Regions from separate parts of the Mus musculus genome. Here region 1 is linked to region 2. The links are chromatin contacts, found by POLR2A ChIA-PET in ENCODE. All regions are on one chromosome and are shown on one strand. Each heading gives the region's core, a stretch centred on a gene start or an enhancer-like site at or near the end of the contact. The rest is flanking DNA. Distances are from core to core; before and after follow the strand shown. Region 1 overlaps Sufu (SUFU negative regulator of hedgehog signaling). Region 2 holds the start of Actr1a (ARP1 actin-related protein 1A, centractin alpha).

Region 1 (3,497 bases), core at 111-2,610, 87 kb after region 2:
GGATTATCTGAGGGTTAGAAGTGAACTCAGACTGGAGTCAGAGTCGCTAACATAACTGGGTTTGAGGTATGCTTGTGTTTGTGCTAACATTTTCAGAGATGGCAACAAGCCCTGGAAATGCCAAAAATATGAATGTGACTTTATATTCCTCAAGCGGACTGGTGATAACCAGTGAAGAAACTCGGCTTGGGGGAGGGGACTCATGGGATAAGAGGAGGGCTCAGGCTCCAGGAAGGAAGGCCAGGTGTGACTGGATGTGGCCAAGGACCAGAAAGTGCCAGATAGGCTGGCAAGAGCCAGCCAACCCCCTCTGGGGATCTTGAAGGAAGAAAAGAAATGAGTACCTTGGGTGGACACTCTCCTGGACACTCTATTCTCCCTCCTCCCTCCTACCTCCCCCCTCCCTCTCCTTTATTCCTGGTCAGTGCTGGTTGGTCCTGGTCCTCTGGGGAGCTGCTAGTCAGGTGGGAACCAGGCTTCCTAGGAGGAGACACTGAGTCAGTGCCCTCCCCCTCGGTGTCTGAGGCATCAAGTTTCAGGACTGGGATATGGTCTGTCTTTGGCCCCACAGGGCAGGTGCCATAACCTCTCTGTGCCTCAGTTTACCCATCCGGAAAGAGACTGAAAGGGATAAGGTGCAAGCAGTCAGCGTGGTGTCTGCTCTTGGCTTCCTTGCATCCCTCTATTTTGCCCATCTTGCTTTGCCCCTCTTTGCTCTGTTTCCTTCCTTTTTCCTTTGCTGCCTCACTTTACCTCATGGAAACTTCTGCCCTCCTAGTGGAAACAACTCCCAAGTGAAATTTAATGGGTATTTTCTCAAGTTTTTGATTTCGCCAGCTTCTGAAAGGGAAGGTTTCTCTGAGAGGAACCCTTCACTTTCGTTTGCACCCTCTACATACGGCTCAGGTGGACAAGGGCAGCGAGGACCGAGAAGCACGAGAAAGCTTGCTTAGGGCATAAGGATGAGGTTACTCCAGCCAAGTGGTGGGGCTAGTTGGCTTGGACACCAAAGCTTGTGGGTAACAGGCACCAGAATAAAGCAGTGAAGTGGGAAGGTAGGAGACACCCAGAGAAGAGGTATCCCAGAAGTCTAGACGTGCATAGCTGCTGACTGGGGCCTGCTGGGACAGCCCTGACAGATAATTCTATGGCTGCAGTGGGAACCTGAGAGACTGCTTGCCTCTGTGAGCAGCCAGGCAGGCTCTCATTCTCCAAGGCTTGGGTTTTTTGGTCTTTCTTGTCTGGCTGTGACCTGCTTCCCTGCCCCTAGTGGTAGAGATAGGATCCAGGGTTTGTCATCCACCATTGGGGTTCGTCTAGATCGCAGACAGGGCTTGTACTCCAAAGTCACACGGATTGTTTTGGCCCTGCGTGGTTGGGAAAAGGGGAACACGAGAGCTTGATGAGGCAAAGGAAGAGGGTGGCAGGAGCTCTCCCACGGCCGGCCTTTGGCTTCCCTGTTCTCTGTTGCCTCGAAACACACAGAGGCCAAACAGCCCAAAGCGGTGGGTTTCCGCCCACCTTCCGGCTCCCTTCCGAGGCCAGCGCTGTCCACCTTCCAGATGCCCTCCCTTCCTTCACTGCCTCACCCCCCCTCTCTGCCCTTCCCTAGCGGGGGGGAGGGGGTTGGGGCGAGAGTGCAGTCTTTTCTGGAAGCCTCGAGTTCGTCCCTCTGTCCCTAGAACTAATCCTTGGGCCATCCCTCCTCCACAGCTAAAAAAAACCCCCCTTGCTTTGCAGTTGGCAAAAAAGACTGTATATTAAAAAATAATAATAATAATTAAAACCCTGTCTTTTGCTTTCTTTCCCAGATTCTGTTGACAGAAGAGTTTGTAGAGAAGATGTTGGAGGACTTAGAAGATCTAACCTCTCCAGAGGAAGTGAGCCTATTTCATTTCTCACTGATAGAGGACTCCCGGGTGTGTGTGTGTGTGTGTGTGTGTGTGTGTGTGCGTGCGTGCACGTGCGCATGTGCGAGCGCTCACCCATCTGTGGACTGTTTTCAGAAGTACAGGCATAAATCTGGAGAGGAACCCCTGAGAAGGTTCAATGACTTTATTTTTCTTGGGCTTCATGGGTCAGCCCTGCCCAGCCCCCACCCTTGTGAGGACACCCAGCACCCTGAATCGCCAGCTCTTGGGAACCTCATTGAAGAAGTAGCCAGGGCCTGTGGGCTAGAGTTCTCCCCAGCCCCTGCTGTTCCCTGGCAGATTCTGAACAGAAAGCCCGTGCCTGCTGCCAGAGAACATTCCGCTGGGAGCTCTCGTGGGCAGGAGGGGACTCCTGCTCTTGCCTTGGGCCACCCAAGTGCCACGCTCCCTTCCCTCGCCAGCTCTAGCTTGCCTCCCTCAGCCTCTTCCTGGCTAGCTGAGAGCGTGGGGAGCTGGCAGGCCAGGTGGGGTGATTTCTCTCCTTGGCTCCTTCTCTGGAGTGCAGGAATGGAGTCTATAATCCCTTTTGTTTTTCTTCCTTGTTCCTGGCCTCCTCGTTTGCAGGGACTTACCTCATCTTGGAAAGTCCCTTCTCCTATAACCATCAGCGCCCAGGCAGCAGGCAGGCGGATCTTCCTGGCCCCCAGGATCCATGGGGTAGTGGGGTAAATAGCAAGCCTCCGAGGCCTGAGGGATCTTCTGGCCCACCCTCCCCTGCCTGTGGCAGAGATCACCCCCTTCCCTTCCATTGCCCTAATGTGCTCGGGGCAAAGTACCTCACCTCCCAGTTAGTTAGAAACTTCTCAGAGCCAGTCACCCCAATAGAGCCAAGCCTTCCCTCCCCCTGCCCCAGGGATCCAGCTTGATTCATTCATTCATTTGCATAGTCCAAGGTTATCAAGTACCCACTCTGTGCCAGCCAGTCACCCCTACAAGTCACTGCCTCAGAGGCCTAGCTCCCGGATTCAGTCAGGCCAAAGCCAGCTGCCCAGAAGTGCTTCCGGAGAGGTCTTGTCACACTGCAGTGGCGTTCTGCCAGGCTGCTGCTTTGAGCTTGGGTGTTGAGTGGGCGGGAAGAGGACAGTCCAGGCAGGAGAGACAGGAGCCAAGGGGAGCTTAGGAAAGTAGGTCACGAAAAATGACTTCTTCTGCCTCATTCCTGTCCAGAGGCCATCCCCACACCCTGCCCCAGTCTCCACTTTGTCCTGGGTCTACAGTCCCCCAAGAGAGAAAAGGCAGCCGGGAAGTGTCCGTTTGTCCACCTCCAGCCCAGCTTCAGGCAGGCCAGAACATGATTCTCTCCTCCTGTGCCTGGCTCTGACTTCCAGCCTAGCCCAGAGACAATGGGGCTTAAGAGCTCTGCAGGAACCCAAGTCAGGGAGGATCTATTGAGCACCCACTGTGTGCTGGGCTCCATACAAGGTTCTAGAATCCAGAAGGAACCAGAAGTCAGCTTCTCCTCCTCGCCAAAGACCCCAGGTGTGGGAAAGAAGCAAAATTACAAGACAGTCATTGATCCTAGTTTGGAAGGCCCTGGCTGTTATCTGGGGTCACTCTGAACAAAGA
Region 2 (3,608 bases), core at 814-3,313:
CATGCTTTTGTACGTGTGTGCACACACAAACAAAAGACAGACAGAGAGAATGAGAGAGAGAGAGAGAGAGAGAGAGAGAGAGAGAGAGAGAGAGAGGAGGAGAGGAGAAGGGGGGAGAAGCGGAGCATATGAGGGCCTTGGGTACTGTGTTGAGTGGGTAGAGGGACTAATAAAGAATGAAGGATCTCACTTCCTTACCCACAAGGGTTAAAAAGTCTACTGAGGCTAGTGAGGAAGACAAAAAACCAAAGCAAACCAAACCAAACCAAACCAAACCAAACCAAAACCAAAACAAACCCCCAAAGTAACACATTTAATTAACCTTGCTCCCACCCCCTGCTTCCAACAATGCCACATCTTAGAGGCTGGCTTCAAACAATGACCTTGCATTTCTGACTTTCCTGCCTCCACCTCTCTAGTGCTGGGATTCCAGACCCGGACCACTATACCTGATTATACACCAAAAGTTTATGCTGTGCTGAGGAGGGAGCCCAGGATTTCACGCATGTCAGACAAGCAATACCATCTGGGCTATACACCCCAGCCTCAGCCTCCCTTTTAAAAATTCACAACAAATAAAACCGCCTTCCTTGAAGAACTTGGAACCAGATTCCTGTGTGAGTCTTGGATCTTTTTTGTGAGTCTTGGATCCTTAACTCCTAAAGTGGGTGGTTTGAAAAACCTCCCCAATCCTCCTGTTCCTGCATAAACAGGAGAAAGCAACCTCTATCCACCTACGACACAAAGAAAAGGACCTAGTGGCATGTCCAGGTCCCAGAGGGCCGGAACATCACAGTGACTCTGAAAAGGTCAGCCTAGGTCAGAGGGAACTGGTAGTTTGCCTCAGGGGAGGGACCCAGAAAGTAGGAAGATTCTAACCAGTGTGGGAGGGACCAAACCTTTGAGTGAAACTCAGAAATTAAGACAAATGTCCCTCCTCATAAAAGCAATACTTAAGTTCTTTCTATTTGTCTTTATCGATGCATGTGTGGAGCGGTGCTTAGCAAAGGATTGCCATTTAGATAAGGCGATGAAGTTGTGGGGCACCATTGCTGTATGACCTTGGTCACCTCCACCTTCCGTGTTCGTACTGTGAAAAGAGGGGCAAACTTCCTCCTTAACCATTCACTTTTTGGGAGGCTTCGACTTGCATGTTGGTGCAAAGCGTCCTGGAAACGCTAGCGCACCTGACAACCACTGTGTCTGATAATCCCCCTGCCTCTCACCTGGGCACTGCAAACATCAAAGCATCTCGCCTGCTTTGTCACCCCCCTTTCTTCTTTACCTTGACTAACTATAATTTATAATCACAAAAATAACTGAAATCCCATGGCCATTTCTGGTACCGGTTTGTCCGGCCCCACCCAGATACAGTTCACTAAATTGCCCCTCCAGCTCACACCCAAGGAAACTGTCCTTTTTCACCGGTGGACCAGCCATCGCCTTCCGCACCCTGAGTTGCCGAGCCAATCCCTACAGCTCTACTGCACGGCACCGCCCCTTACAGAAGGGAAACACTATGGCGACCGGAAGAGCGACAAGCGCCGGAGCCAATGACTGCGGAGTGCTGTTCTAATCCGGCAAGGCCCAAAGGCGGGACCAATAGGCTAAGATAGACAGCAAGAGTAGCCAATTGAGTGATGGAAAACCAGAGCGAAGGCGGGTGTCGGGCTCTAAGAGAACGGTTAAGGCCCCCTGAGCCAAGGGTCCACGGACCCTTCCCGGGCTACAGCTCTTTCCTTTGTCTACCCTCAAATTCTCCATTACACGGATGTTGGCTGGCCGCCCTGCCTTCAAACTATGGATGTGAGGAGGACGCGGGCGGCGGCAGCTGAACCCGCCTGACAGGCCGAGCCAGTGACAAAGAGCTGGCGGCCTAGGCTGAAACCGCGGAAACAATCCTTCCTGGAGGAGAACACAGTCCCTTTAAAGATAGGAAAGATGCTACTCACGTTGTCGATCACAACAGGCTGGTTGGCGATCACATCGTAGGACTCCATGGCAGAGGAATCTTTCCCTCCGAGGAAGGAACTGCCAGCCCGGTCCGCAGCAAACGCCACTGACACGCATGCGCAGTCTAGTCGCCGGTACTGGGCATCCAGGGAGCCGCCCGACCTCGCCTCGGAGGAACTACAATCCCCAGCATTCTTTGCCCCAGGGCTTGCGCTCCAAACCGGGTCCCAGCCCGATCGGATTTAGGAGATTGGACAGTGTATTTCCTACACATGGTGGGGTCTGTAGTGTTTGTAGATTAAAGAGCCACAGTGTTGATGATTATCTTGCATGACTGGATTTGAGATCCCTTCGAAGGGGTTTCCAGTACACTCTTAAATTTTGGAGTCTGAAGTACTTGTGAGTAGTTGGGTTTGGATTTGTCAGTACTTCAGGGGCGGTTGAATTTTACAGAGTAGTTCTATCTCTCAGCCATTCCTTCACTTGGGCAATACAAACCATTAATAAACATCTGTCGCTCAGTGGTAGAATGCTTGCCCAACACATATCCCAGCAGCACCGGGAGTGGTGCTGGAAGCCTTTAATCCCACCTCTTTCGAGGCTAGTCTGGTTTACAGAGTTCCAGGACAGCGAGGGGCTATAGAGAAAAACCCTGTCCCGAAAAACAAAAAAATGAAACAAAAAGCAAAACAAGACAAAACCCATGAAGCAAAAGCCAATGGAGGTTATAAAAAAATACCTGTACGTTGGATGCCACAAAACCACGGGCCTAAAATATCATCTAAAGGTTTAGAAATTGTTTTATTATTTTTCTTGACCTTGATGGATGACAACATCCAGGCGAAGAGAAAGAATAGGTAAATTTTTTTTAAAACAGCCAGGCATTTTCCCCAGGCACATTTCGAGTTACCCTTTTTGTCAATAGTTCCAAGAAATATTAGAGTTGTAACATTAATAATAATGACATACTGTCTAATGAATTAGTTGTCAAGCTTATCTTAAAATTGTGTATTAGTAAAACAATATTAAGCGCTTCTTAGTAGTTGTGTAGAGCTTTCATAGGACCCTGGCGCCTCAAGGTACCAAGTCTCTGTTCTAAACTGGGTTCCTCCTAACACTAGGGGGAGGCCAAGATCCTTGGGACGCTCCCAACCCAGGGGCAGGGAGGCGGAGTCTATTGTCAAGTCACGCCTTCCCCACTTGTGACTGGCAAAGACACTAGCCAATAGGTGTCAGGAAAGGGCACGCTGACGCCCCGCCCCTTGGAGCTCCCCGCGGTCCCACAGCATCCTCTGGCCGACGTCTTGAAGGCTCCGGCTTGGGCGGACGGAGCCTCGTGCGCAGGCGCGGAGTTAGACCTCGCCGTAGCCCCCATCGCCTCGGGGAGTCTCATCCACAGTGGGTCCGCTGGCCCATAGGGGCGCTTTCCCTCCTCTACCCTCCCGGGTTCTCCGCGCGCCCTACGCGCCCCAATGGCGGAGCTGCGGCCTAGCGTCGCCCCCGGTCCCGCCGCGCCCCCGGCCTCTGGCCCTAGTGCCCCTCCGGCCTTTGCTTCACTCTTTCCCCCGGGACTGCACGCCATCTACGGAGAGTGTCGCCGCCTCTACCCTGACCAGCCGAACCCGCTCCAGGTTACCGCTATCGTCAAGTACTGG

Evidence for each region. ChIA-PET counts read pairs that join two places held with the same protein, here RNA polymerase II (POLR2A).
Region 1: POLR2A ChIA-PET joins it to region 2 with 40 read pairs in Patski. The contact joins the enhancer-like site here to the promoter of Actr1a in region 2. POLR2A ChIA-PET finds 5 or more read pairs at or near these places in 3 of 5 experiments (Patski and embryonic stem cell).

What each region holds. Positions count from the first base shown.
Region 1 is chr19:46,481,789-46,485,285 of GRCm38, forward strand. Sufu (SUFU negative regulator of hedgehog signaling) reads left to right here. Exons shown (of 12, transcript NM_001025391.2): 11 at 1,812-1,880. Among named protein-coding and RNA genes, the nearest start is that of Trim8, 18 kb to the right of the region's middle. Within about 2 kb of position 1,361, at least 2 of the 3 ENCODE cell types and tissues checked have a DNase peak (open chromatin) inside an H3K27ac peak, as active enhancers do.
Region 2 is chr19:46,393,678-46,397,285 of GRCm38, forward strand. It overlaps Actr1a (ARP1 actin-related protein 1A, centractin alpha), which reads right to left and starts at 2,064. Exons shown (of 11, transcript NM_016860.2): 1 at 1,953-2,064. The coding sequence starts at 2,000. Sufu (SUFU negative regulator of hedgehog signaling) reads left to right here and starts at 3,219. Exons shown (of 12, transcript NM_001025391.2): 1 at 3,219-3,607. The coding sequence starts at 3,426.